Regions from separate parts of the Homo sapiens genome. Here region 2 is linked to region 1. The links are chromatin contacts, found by Hi-C or POLR2A ChIA-PET in ENCODE. All regions are on one chromosome and are shown on one strand. The core of a region is the stretch at or near the end of the contact, and the rest is flanking DNA. Distances in the headings are between cores, read along the strand shown. Region 1 holds the start of SCAPER (S-phase cyclin A associated protein in the ER). Region 2 overlaps PEAK1 (pseudopodium enriched atypical kinase 1).

Region 1 (6,968 bases), core at 2,935-5,434:
TTTGGGTGGGGACACAGTCAAACCATATAAAATGCTACATATCCACTGGGGATCAGCTGCAGTTCTGCTCCATGTCATCTCTAGTATGGAACTTATGCTGATGGAATAGCTTCTCTCTAAAACAAATTGCTTGTGGCAGACAGAAAAGAGACATGATGAACGCACAAGCTAGCTCTTATAAATTCTGCTTGGAACTGACATTCCTGCTTACATTTTATTGGCTGAAGCAAGTTACCTATCTGCCATCAGTGGGGCCAAGGCAGCAGCACATCACGGAGGGGAACCAGACTGTTTGGCATATCATTAATAGGAATAGATTTTGTGGCAAAAGAAAATGAGTGGTAACCTGATTAAAAAATTGGCAAAGGATTTCAATAGACATTTATCTAATACCATACATAAATGGCCAATAAGCACATGAAACTATGCTATCAGGGAAGTCCAGATCAAAACTACAATGAGATACCACTTCACATCCACTCAGATGGTTGTAATAAAAAAGACAGACAATGGTAAGTGCTGGAAAAGATGTGGAGAAACTGGAACCCTTATATGCTGCTGGTGGGAGTATAAAATGGTGTAGCTGGTTTGGTAAATCATCTAGCAGATCCAGAAAAATTTAAAAATACAGTTACTATGTAGCCCAGCAATTCTACTCCTAGGAATATACCCAAAATAAATGAAAATATATATCCCCACAAAAACTTGTAAATGAATGCGCATAGCAGCATTGTTCATAATAGTCAAAAAGTGGAAATAGTCTGTATGTCCTTCCACTGATGGATAAATAAAAGGTGATTATATATTCTATACAATGGACTATTATTCAGCCTTAAAAAGGAATGAAGCGTTGATGCATGCTACAACGTGGACATACCTTTTTTTTTTTTTTTGAGATGGAGTTTCACTCTGTCACCCAGGCTGGAGTGCAGTGGAGCGATCTTGGCTCACTGCAAGCTCCACCTTCTGGGTTCACACCATTCTCCTGCCTCAGCCTCCCCAGTAGCTGGGACTACAGGCGCCCACGACCACGCCCAGCTAATTTGTTCTATTTTTTAGTCTAGACGGGGTTTCACCTTGTTAGCTAGGATGGTCTCGATCTGCTGACCTTGTGATCCGCCTGCCTTGGCCTCCCAAAGTGCTGGGATTACAGGCGTGAGCCACCGCGCCCAGAAACATACCTCGAATATATGCAAAGTGAAAGAAGCCAGTTACAAAATACCACATCTCATGACTCCCTTTATACAAGGTGTCCGGAGTAGGCAAATCTATGCATAGAGAAAGTAGATTAGTGGTTGCCTATGGCTGAGAGAATTGAGGGAAAATGGAGAAGTGAGTACTGGGTTCCTTTCCGGGGTAAAGAAAATGCAGTGATGATTGTACAATTGTGTGAATATCCTAAAAACCACTGATTTGTATGTAGGTTACATCTCAATAAAGCTGTTTTATATGTATATAAGAAAGATGAATCATTTTTATTTTTGTCATATTTATTTTTATTAATTCAAGTGGAGATGACCAGTAGGTAGTTAACAATGTGGCCTGGATCCCAGGAGTAGGAATCAGGGCTGGGGATATATATTCGGAAATCCAGAGCATAAAGATGCTAACCAAAGTTATGTAAAAGGCAGTGGTCATGTAGAGAGTGTGTCCAGTGGGAAAAGAGTGAAGGCTTATACCTATTCCTGTGGGATAACAATATTTAAAGGCTGGGAGAAATAAGAGAGACTTTAAAAGAGATGGAGAGGGAGTGGTTAGAGATGGAGAAGTGCTACCAAGAGAGTAAAAATGAAAGGCAAGGAAAAGTATTTCCAGAAGGAAGGAGGGTCATGAAGAGAAATTAAGTTAGGTAATGATGATAATGTCCATAAGATATATAGTAGGGAAATCCCTAGTGACTTTTTTTTTTTTTTTGAGACAGAGTCTCGCTCTGTCGCCAGGCTTGAGTGCAGTGGCATGATCTGTGCTCACTGCAACCTCCGTCTCCCTGGTTCAGCGATTCTCCTGCCTCAGACTCCTGAGTAGCTGGGATTACAGGCACATGCCACCACGCCCAGCTAATTTTTGTTATTTTTAGTAGAGATGGGGTTTCACCATGTTGGTCAGGATGGTCTCGATCTCGATCTCCTGACCTCGTGATCTGCCTGCCTCGGCCTCCCAAAGTGCTGGGATTACAGGCGGGAGCCACCAGCCCAGCCCAACTTTTTTTTTTTTTTTTTTTTTAATTGAGATGGAGTCTCGCACTGTCACCCAGGCTGGAGTGCAGTGGCATGATCTCAGCTCACTGCAAACCTCTGCTATCCAGGTTCAAGGGATTCTCGTGCCTCAGCCTCCCGAGTAGCTGGGACTATAGGTGTGCGCCACCGCACCCGGCTATTTTTTTTTTTTTTTTTTTTGTATTTTTGGTAAAGACAGGGTTTCGCCATTTTGGCCAGGGTGGTCTTGAACTCCTGACCTCAGGTGATCCACCTGCCTCAGCCTCCCAAAGTGCTGGGATTACAGGCGCGAGCCACGGCGGCTGGCCCCTAGTGATGTTGGAAAGAATGGTTTCAGTGGGGTGGTGGGGCAGAAACCAGAGTGCAGTAAGTCCAGACTTGAGTAGTGGTTGAGGAATTGGAGGCACTCTTGTTTAGATAATTGGAGAAATGTATTATAGGAAAGAAAGCAGAGGTTGAAGTGGAGTCTGGTAGGTTCGGCGGGAGATTTCAAGATGGGAGAGACTTCAGGTTGTTTACATGCTTATGAGTATGAAAGGAAGTGGGGATAATTAAGAAATGAGGCCCTGACCGCCTTTTATAGAATTGTAGTATGCTCCCTACTCTATCCCCCTTATCCTACTCATTTTGTTAACTGTAGTGCTTATCATGTTATATAATTTACTTATTTATTGTGTTTACTATTTCTTGTGTTAAAAGCAAAATATTAGCCAAATTAAACAGAGTTTGAGCAAAGAATTATTCCCGAATCAGGCAGCCTCCTGAGCCAGAGTAGGTTCATACAGACTCCCGCAGAGCCACATGGTGGAAAAAGGTTTATAGACAGAGAAAGAAAAGTGAGGTAGGGAAACAGCCAGAATGGTTATAGCTAGACGTTTACCTTATTTGAACACGGTTTGAACAGTTGGCCGTCTTTGGCCAAAACTTGGTGATTGGCGCAAGAGTAGGTTGCAGTGTATTTACACCTCCATTTAGGTTATAGTTTACTATTTACGGAGAAACCTTCAGGCTGAACTTAAAATATGTAAGGACACAGCTTTTGGCTAAACTTGATGTAACACTTGCCTGGTTTCACCCTGCTCCAAGAAGCCGGAGGTTTTTTAGAGATTTCTGTTTATTTTGCTCACGTATTAACTCCAAGCATCTAGAATACCATCTGATATATAGTATGTGGTCAATAAACATTTGCTGAATAAATGAAAAAGCGAGTTTTCTAAGAAGGCAAGAGAGAAGGGGAGCCAGAACATAGCCATATGGTTCCTGCCCCCACAACGCTTGTGAGTCCAGGACTTCCCGCCTACTGCGGGTGGGGAGGGAGAGGGAAGGGTAAAGAGCTGTTTCCCAGCTGGATGAAAAGGGACGGTGAATATTCGTTTGATAATTACAGTCTGCATTGAATCTTTTTTCTATTTTGTTCAGACTGATTTAAACGTTAAAGTATTTAATTCATCATATGTTTGTCTTTGAAGTAGATGAAACGTATTTGTTAGGTCTCTGTACTTCGACCTTCCAAGCCTGGCACACAGAAGGGCCCTGATAAAGCTTCTCGGAGGCCTAGTTGTGTTCAGCGCAGCCCAGCGTGCTCCTGTCAAGTGCTTTCGCCAGCACAGATTTCTGTGAGGCGCGTCTCTAAGTCCTTAATCTGTGGATTGACTGTGGTGATAAGGCAGGAGGAGGGAAGAGATTGAGTACGAGAAAGACCTGTGTGGCCAAAAGCGGCGGTGTAAGCTTAACCTAGGAAAAGAAACAGCTTCGGAAACGCCGCGCCGGGACATCGAACCAAATCAACCCTCACACCTCCCGCCTGGGCGCCCCAACGGCGCGAACGGGCGTGCGCCTGCGCGCGGACAACACAGATCTTGCAGCCGGGAGCGGCGCGGCAGCGGCTGAGATCACGTGGTGCGCCGGGAAGCCACCCCGCCTCTCCGAGGCCTCCCTGCCCCGCCCCGTCACGCCCCTTTCCCGGCGGGACGCTTTGAGCCGCCCCGAACTAAGCAGGGCGGTCGGGGGTGAGTGTCCGCGAGGGGCGTGCGTAGCGCAGACCCGGGCGGGTCCGGGTTGGGGCGCGGGCCGTCTGAATGCCTTGCGGGGACCAGGGGACAAAATGGCGGCGGGGTACGCCCTTTCACCCCCTCCCCTCACCTGGGAGTGCGAGTTGAGCGGGGCAGGGATCGTTGCTGGGGGAGGGGAGCCGCGGTCGCCTGGGGAGGGCTCGGAGGTCGGCCTCGGAGGCCTCGGGACGGGGGCTGGGGTGAGCCGCGTCCGGGCCCTGCCCTGCGGGCTCATCTGGGGTGTGAGGGACGTGAGACCCCGCACACTACGCGGTCTGAGGGGTGAGTGGGGGGCTGCCGCGTCACCTCACTTGGGGGCAGCCCCGGCCGCGGGTGACGAGGCTTCTGGAATGTCTAAATGCGAGGGGCCCCTGGAGGAGCCTCCCTTCGTTTGACAGGTGATCGTCTTCGTCATCTGTCATTCCCAGCGGGGTTTACCATGCTTTCCCTGTACTCTGATCTTAGCTCTGCCCAGGAAACGGGGCAGGAATGGCCTCTCCGTCTTCCAGATGCGTGCGCTGAGGCCTGGAGGGGCGAAGAGCCTCTCGCACCTGGGAGTAGTGGGACCCAGCCTCCTGCCTCTGTTGCTGCTCTTTTCCAAAACAGCACTTCCTTGGCGCCTTTCCTCTACACCGTTTTCCAGGCGCGTTCGTGGGAACGGCACCAGGGAGGAACGGGATTGTTAGAAAGCAGGCACAAAACTGGTCCTGTAAGCAACACCTGCTGCTGTTAAGGGGGCCCCAGCTGAGATGAGGCCGCCTGTTTGTGAGCAGCTTCCTGTTGCTGGTGGACTGCATCTCTTATTCTAGTTGTGACAAGTTATTTTCCATGAAAATAGCTATTCATTAATAGTCATTTTACCGAACAGATACTAATTCCTTATATGAATTATAGTTTGTCTTAGTTTATGGATTAATTTCATCATTAACTTTTCATCTTCATAAATAATCTGGTAGAAGGATGGATGGGCTAGGAGTAATACTTATTTTATGAATGGAGAAACGGGGGCTCAAAAGGTTATTACTTGCCTTAGATCACCAGCTGGTGAGTGGTAAATCTGGGGTTAAGTTTTCTGACCTAAGGTTGGTAGTCTGACCACTGTCCCACTCTGGCCTATACTGGTGCTCTTTCCCTTCTGTTATTTCTGTTAACTATGACTTTTCCTCAAAGTTTGTTGGTTGCAGATGATTTATGCCACTTGAAGAATGATATCCACTAAAGAATTAATATTTTTAATCAATCAAAGAGTCAAGTTTTAATGTGATTTGGAAGGTTGTCTGTGGGAGAAGTAATCTGATGGCTTTGAAGGCAGACTGTTTTGAGTTTGAATCTCAGCCCCAACCCTTGTTTTTGGCAAATTAATTTTTCTGAGCCTTTCTTATCTGTAAAGTAGGAATAATATCCACCTCATAATTTTGTTGATAGTAATAAATTAGGTGTCTGTAAAGTATTGAGAACTGTTCCTAGCCCATGGTAAGCCCTCAACAAATGCTCTTTTCCTTCTTTCTCCACACTCCCTTGAGCTGCATTAAAAATATACTCTATGTGTCTTTGGTCCATTTGGGTCTGGTATAGCAAAATACCTCAGACTGAGTGGCTTATAAACAACAGAAATTCATTTCTTGCAGTTTTGGAGGCTGGGAAGTCCTAGATCAAGATGTCTGATGATTCAGTGTTTGGTGATAGCCTGCTTTCTGGTTAATAGATGGCACCCTCTAGCTGTCTCCTTACATGGTGCAAGGGTGAAGGGGTCTCTCTCTGGCCTCTTATAAGGGAATTTATCCCATTCATTAAGGTTCTGCTTTCATAATACAGTCATCTCCCAAAGGCCCCACCTCCTGATATGACCTTGGAAACTAGGATTTCCACAAGAATTTTGAAGAACACAAACATGCAGACCATAGCATTATGGTTAATCACTTGGTTGTTCAGGTCAAATAACCATGGAAGTGTAATCAGCAGTACTGTACAAATGTGTTTATAAATAAATTTTGGTGACTGGTCCAAAGGATATAGTATTCTAAACAGACTTTAAAAATGTTTGCCATTGGTGCTTCATAGGTATTTTAAGAACTCCTAAAAGATTGATATTAAGGTCATTAATGTCTTCATTTAGCTGCAGGAATGTTTTAAAGATAAGTAAGATGAAGGGACTTGAGATTCTGTCATTTCTTTCACTTTCTTTTTTTTTTTTTTGAAACCGAGTCTCACTCTGTCACCCAGGCTGGAGTGCAGTGGCGCAATCTTGGCTCACTGCAAACTCCACCTCCCAAGTTCAAGCGATTTTCCTGCCTCAGCTTCCTGAGTAGCTGGAACTACAGGCACTCACCACCATGCCTGGCTAATTTTTTTTTGTATTTTTAGTAGAGACCGGGTTTCACCATGTTGGCCATGCTGGTCTCAAACTCCTGACCTCAGATGATCCACCCACCTCGGCCTCCCAAAGTGCTGGGATTACAGGCGTGCGCCACTGCACCTGGCCTCTTTCACTTTCATACCTGACCACAGCCCAGACTAGTTTTAAAGGATAAACAACTTCTTTGGGAATCACATGTGAATGTTATTTAAACACTTAGAAAGTGGGGGTATTATTTAGGGGGAAGTTTAATAGAATTCTCTGTAAGGGTACAATCTGATATCCATTGTGGAATTGGCATTTCTGAAATTGTAGAAGAGAAAACTGTAAATGGCTGGCATAGCA
Region 2 (6,612 bases), core at 2,500-4,999, 270 kb before region 1:
AATATTTTATAACAGAGGTTTGCTAGTGAGAAGAATGAAATTCCATTTTGGGGAGGATAACATTGTGCTTGATGGGGGTTCAAAGTTAGTACTTCCTCTCATCAAAATTGATTACAAATGTTCATCTATTAATTCATATCTGTAATGAAATTTTACGTATTTCATAATTTTATTTTATAATTTTATGTATTATCTTTGAAAAATGTAATTTCACACAGCTGATAGATGCACCAGTGGAAATCCTGCAATTTGTAGAGTGCCACAAAGCAGTAAAAGTGAAGCATACAGTCTGTGTGTCACACATTTCATAGCTACTCATCTCTCCATTGTAGCACAGAAGCCACCATAGGCAAATGAGTATGTAAACAAATGAGTGTGACTGGCGTTCCAATGGAGCTTTATTTGTGGGTACTGAATTTAGAATTTCATATAATTTTCACTTGTTGCAGAACATTATTCTCGTTTTGATTTGTTTCCAACCATTTAAAAACATAAAAAGCATCCTTAACCTTGGGATACAAAAACAGGAATAAGCTACATTTGGCCTCTGGGCTATAATTTGCTTACCTTTCCCCCTTCTTCCCCCCTTCATCTATCAGTGTTTTATAGTTTTGCTCATATAGATTCTAGATTTTACACATATTTTGTTGGACTTATATACGTAAGAATTTCATGGGTTTTGGTCAGAGCTGTCTTTTTAAAATGCAAATTGGATTATGTTGTTTCCCCTATTCAAGACCCTTCAGTGGCTTCCCACTGCTCTTAGGATAAACTCTATAATCTTTAAAAGCCTAAAAGGCCTTGCATGATCTGGCCCCTGGTCTCCTTTTCAGCCTTTTTTTTTTTTTTTTTTTTGAGACAAGGTCTCACTCTGTCACCCAGGCTGAAGTACTGTGGCACAATCTGCTCACTGCAACCTCCACCTCCCAGGCTCAAACAATCCTCCTGCCTCAGCTTCCTGAGTATCTGGAACTATAGGTGTGTGCTACCACACCCAGCTAATTTTTATATTTTTTTTAGAGATGGGATTTTATCATGTTAGCCAGGCTGGTCTTGAACTCCTGGGCTCAAGGGATCTTCCCACCTTGGCCTGCCTCCCAACATGCTGAGATTACAGGCATGAGCCACTGCACCCAGCCCCGAAGCTTCATTTTCAATGCATTGAGTTTGAGGAGTCTACGAAATGTCTAAAACATTCAAGGGTAGGTGGAAGAAGAGGAATCTATAATGGGCTGGGAAGTGTTAGAGAAATTGGTGGATAACAGAAGGAGTGGTATCAAAGGCATTTCTGGGAGGGAAGGTCACAGAATCATTGCAACAGAGACATCAAGCTGAAGATTATGTATGGATAGATAAGAGTGCATAAAATTATAGTTAAAAAGCTCACTTTCCAAATGCTGATTGGCTAAAGGGAAATTACAAAGTACACAAATTAGTTTAGCTCTCAGTCTTTTAATTTAAGGAAAAGTTTAGGAATGGAGTCAGTTTTTTCAAGTCACTAATAATGGTAAGTCTCATAGTGCCTTTTTCATTCAGATTTTTTGTCTTCTTTTCCCCTCCACAGATTGATCATTCTTAGAAGAGCTGCTGTAACACATAGGGGAAGTGAAAACTAACAGATGAAAGTTTTGTCATGCACTGAAAGAAAAGCATTGTCTGTGAAGTTCTATTTTTAAAAATGTCTGCTTGTAACACCTTTACTGAACATGTTTGGAAACCTGGTGAATGCAAGAATTGCTTTAAACCTAAAAGTTTGCACCAGCTTCCCCCAGACCCTGAGAAGGCACCCATCACCCATGGCAATGTGAAAACTAATGCCAATCACAGTAACAACCACCGCATCAGGAACACGGGCAATTTCCGGCCTCCTGTGGCTAAAAAACCCACTATAGCTGTGAAGCCCACTATGATAGTGGCAGATGGGCAAAGTATATGTGGTGAGCTTAGCATCCAAGAACACTGTGAGAACAAACCTGTCATCATAGGGTGGAACCGAAACAGAGCTGCCTTGAGTCAGAAACCACTTAACAATAATAATGAAGATGATGAAGGAATTAGCCATGTTCCTAAGCCTTATGGCAATAATGATAGTGCAAAGAAGATGTCAGATAACAATAATGGACTAACTGAAGTGTTAAAGGAGATAGCAGGCTTGGATACTGCCCCTCAGATAAGAGGAAATGAAACAAACTCCAGAGAAACATTCTTGGGAAGAATAAATGATTGCTATAAACGATCATTGGAAAGAAAGCTTCCACCAAGTTGCATGATAGGTGGGATAAAGGAAACTCAGGGCAAGCATGTTATTCTGAGTGGGAGCACAGAAGTGATTAGTAATGAAGGGGGCCGGTTCTGTTACCCAGAGTTTTCCAGTGGCGAGGAGAGTGAAGAGGATGTACTTTTCAGTAACATGGAGGAGGAGCACGAGAGTTGGGATGAGAGTGATGAAGAGCTGTTGGCCATGGAGATTCGCATGAGAGGGCAACCTCGCTTTGCCAACTTCAGAGCAAACACATTGTCTCCTGTTCGATTCTTTGTGGACAAAAAATGGAATACCATCCCCCTGCGAAACAAGTCTCTGCAGAGAATCTGTGCTGTGGACTATGATGACAGCTATGATGAAATCCTGAATGGTTATGAGGAAAATTCTGTGGTCTCTTATGGACAAGGAAGCATTCAGAGCATGGTGTCATCTGACTCCACATCACCAGATTCTTCTTTAACAGAAGAATCACGTTCTGAGACAGCCAGTAGTTTATCCCAGAAGATTTGTAATGGGGGATTATCTCCTGGTAACCCAGGAGATTCTAAGGACATGAAGGAAATTGAGCCCAATTATGAAAGTCCCTCTAGTAATAATCAGGATAAAGATTCATCACAGGCTTCCAAAAGCTCAATAAAAGTTCCAGAGACCCACAAAGCAGTCCTTGCTCTCCGATTAGAAGAGAAAGATGGCAAGATTGCTGTACAAACTGAGAAGGAAGAAAGTAAAGCCTCTACAGATGTTGCTGGGCAAGCAGTAACCATAAACCTTGTCCCCACAGAAGAGCAAGCAAAACCTTACCGAGTTGTGAACCTGGAACAGCCATTGTGCAAGCCATATACTGTCGTGGATGTGTCAGCAGCCATGGCCAGTGAGCACCTCGAGGGCCCTGTTAACAGCCCCAAGACAAAAAGCTCATCCTCTACTCCAAACTCTCCAGTTACATCATCTTCATTGACACCAGGACAAATAAGTGCCCATTTCCAAAAATCCAGTGCAATTCGATACCAAGAAGTATGGACTTCTAGCACCAGTCCACGACAAAAGATACCTAAAGTAGAACTAATTACTAGTGGAACTGGACCAAATGTTCCTCCAAGGAAAAACTGTCACAAATCAGCACCTACATCACCCACAGCTACAAACATTTCCTCCAAAACCATCCCTGTTAAGTCACCTAATTTGTCTGAAATTAAATTTAATAGTTATAACAATGCTGGTATGCCACCTTTTCCAATTATCATTCATGACGAGCCAACTTATGCTCGGAGTTCCAAAAATGCTATCAAAGTTCCCATTGTTATCAATCCAAATGCATATGACAATCTAGCTATCTACAAAAGTTTTCTGGGAACAAGTGGAGAACTCTCAGTGAAGGAAAAAACCACAAGTGTAATAAGCCATACTTATGAAGAAATAGAAACAGAAAGCAAAGTGCCTGATAACACCACTAGCAAAACCACTGACTGTCTTCAAACTAAAGGGTTTTCAAACAGCACAGAGCATAAAAGGGGCTCAGTGGCTCAGAAGGTTCAAGAGTTTAACAACTGTCTCAACAGAGGTCAGTCTTCACCACAGAGAAGCTATAGTTCCAGCCACAGCTCCCCAGCAAAGATCCAGAGAGCCACTCAAGAGCCTGTGGCCAAAATAGAAGGCACTCAGGAGTCTCAGATGGTGGGCAGCAGCAGCACCAGAGAGAAAGCAAGCACAGTGCTTTCTCAGATTGTGGCTTCAATCCAACCCCCACAGTCTCCTCCAGAAACACCTCAATCTGGCCCTAAAGCTTGCAGTGTGGAAGAGCTTTATGCCATTCCTCCAGATGCTGATGTTGCTAAGAGCACACCTAAGAGTACGCCAGTCCGGCCCAAATCTCTCTTTACATCTCAGCCTAGTGGTGAGGCTGAAGCACCTCAGACCACAGACAGTCCTACCACCAAAGTACAGAAAGACCCATCCATAAAGCCAGTCACCCCCTCTCCCTCCAAATTAGTGACTAGCCCCCAAAGTGAGCCACCAGCTCCCTTTCCCCCGCCACGCTCTACTTCTTCTCCTTACCATGCAGGTAACCTTTTGCAGAGGCATTTCACCAACTGGACCAAGCCAACCAGCCCTACCAGGTCAACAGAAGCTGAATCAGTTTTGCACTCTGAAGGCAGCAGGCGGGCAGCTGATGCAAAACCTAAGCGCTGGATATCATTTAAAAGCTTCTTCCGCCGTCGGAAAACAGATGAGGAGGATGACAAAGAGAAAGAGCGAGAGAAAGGGAAACTGGTGGGCCTGGATGGCACAGTCATTCACATGCTGCCTCCTCCTCCAGTTCAGCGCCATCACTGGTTCACAGAGGCGAAAGGAGAGTCCAGTGAGAAACCAGCCATTGTCTTCATGTACAGGTGCGACCCTGCTCAAGGCCAGCTCAGTGTGGATCAGAGCAAGGCTAGGACAGACCAGGCAGCAGTCATGGAGAAGGGTAGAGCAGAGAATGCATTACTACAGGACTCAGAGAAGAAGAGGAGTCATTCTTCTCCATCACAGATTCCTAAAAAGATTCTCAGGTATGTAAAATAGACTGGAAGAATATGGGAATTTTTTAACACATTTTCAGGTGCTAAGTTTTTTATATCTTTTAAGATTGCATAAGAACCATTTCTGTTTGTAAGTAGCACTCTGTGGCCATCATCTATCTTTATAACTGCATTCCAAGATTAGAATAGTATTAAAGTGATCTTACTGCACTGAACAAGGTTTATAGCCCTGGATCTTTGGCTTAAGTAGCCTACTGCATTCTGGTGAATGCAGAGGAACTTTAGCATAGAAAAGCAAATCCATAACACCTTAATAGCAATAAATAATGTGTTGTTTTGGAATGTGATGGTAGTGTGAGGAAGAAACAGGATCAAATGAATAAATGGTGGTACTGTTCTTTCCCTCACTGTAAATGAAATAAAGCTCTTCCAGCAATTCTTTTTGTTTTTTATGAAGGTGTTATCTCTATATGCATTACTTATTTTAAGGGAATATTTGTTTTTTTATTGCTGTCTCTTTCTGTCCTCCTTCCAAGTGTTGTGGAAAAAAATGGAGGGTGGTAAGCAAGCAATTTATAGTTATTTAGCATGTGGGTGAAATAGGAGAAGTTGAGTATTGAGACTGAGACCCAGTAGTATAATATTCAGTTCAGCTAGACAGATTGCATACCCAAATCAGTTCTCTAGGCATTCATTTTCTTGAATACCTTAATAACTATTTATTGATCACCTATTCTGTGCAAGGTATATAATAAATATTTATCTCAAATCCTTATAAATTTGCTATATTCTTCAGATGAGGAAACTGAAAACCCGGGAAGTTAAGAATTGAACAGAGTCACAAAGCTAGTGCTTTTCAGAGCTGGAATTCAAACCTCGATCTCTCATTCTAAAGCATGTATCCTCCTTATAATTTTGCATTCTTAAACACAAGATCAATAAAAATTGTTATATTCTCACTTGTAATCATTCACATAAATACATATGTTTAGGAAGCCTAAGTTTTTCTTTCTTATTTATATTGTAAACAAAATGAATTAACTGCCAGTAAAAACAAGGAACTTTTATCCCAAGTTTGTGACTAATAGGATGATTTCCCTATGCTTCCTGTCCTTTTTATTCTTAAAGATATGCCCTGAGTACTCCATTCATCTGATTCTGAGTCCTTCTCCCTCCTTACTTAAAGTAAGAAGTAAAGAAAGAAGGGCCTGCCCTTCTTTCTTACAAACATAGCAAATTCTGATGGATGGGGCAGATTTACCCGTTTTTCTTTATAAAAGTATAATAAAAAATGAAGTGAACACTTAATGCTTTTACTTTTCCTAGCAAAATGCTAGGAAGTTTTATACACATTCTTTACTAAAATGAGCTTTTTACATACCTCCAAATTGTTGTCAAAATGCTAACAAGTCTCTGTTTTCCTTAAATCCATGTAGTAACAAAGCAACTAGGATGGTAGTCCTAGAAAGAACAGTCTTGTCATTGGTAGTTGAATGTTATATTCCATGGTAAGGTATTCAATGACAGAATGTACTCCAGTAGTAATAAAATACATGTATTTCAGGGCCGGGTGTGGTGGCTCACACCTGAAATCCCAGCACTTTGGGAGGCCAAGGCGGGCAGATCACCTGAGATCAGGAGTTCGAGACCAGCCTTGCCAACATGGTGAAACCCCATGTCTACTAAAAATACAAAATGAGCTGGGTGTGGTGGCAGGTGCCTGTAATCCTAGCTACTTGGGAGGCTCAGGCAAGAGAATCACTTGAACCGGGAGGTGGAGGTTGCACTGAGCCAAGATCACACCATTGCACTCCAGCCTGGGCAAAA

Evidence for each region. A loop is a pair of places that touch in the nucleus more often than their neighbours do. ChIA-PET counts read pairs that join two places held with the same protein, here RNA polymerase II (POLR2A). Pooled maps may share reads with other maps.
Region 2: a map with no recorded cell type shows a loop between it and region 1 (4-fold over the local background). The contact joins the enhancer-like site here to the promoter of SCAPER in region 1. A Hi-C loop is called at or near these places in 5 of 37 single-sample maps with no recorded cell type and 6 of 50 pooled maps. POLR2A ChIA-PET finds 5 or more read pairs at or near these places in 1 of 52 experiments (naive thymus-derived CD8-positive, alpha-beta T cell).

Annotation. Positions count from the first base shown.
Region 1 is chr15:76,902,556-76,909,523 of GRCh38, reverse strand. SCAPER (S-phase cyclin A associated protein in the ER) reads left to right here and starts at 4,184. Exons shown (of 32, transcript NM_020843.4): 1 at 4,184-4,225. RefSeq lists an enhancer at 3,838-4,338 and silencers at 4,079-4,388, 4,399-4,508, 4,529-4,608.
Region 2 is chr15:77,176,993-77,183,604 of GRCh38, reverse strand. It overlaps PEAK1 (pseudopodium enriched atypical kinase 1), which reads left to right. Exons shown (of 10, transcript NM_001385026.1): 7 at 1,565-4,815. The coding sequence starts at 1,679. Among named protein-coding and RNA genes, the nearest start is that of LINC00597, 45 kb to the left of the region's middle. RefSeq lists enhancers at 1,680-1,769, 3,611-3,750. Within about 2 kb of position 3,749, at least 4 of the 41 ENCODE cell types and tissues checked have a DNase peak (open chromatin) inside an H3K27ac peak, as active enhancers do.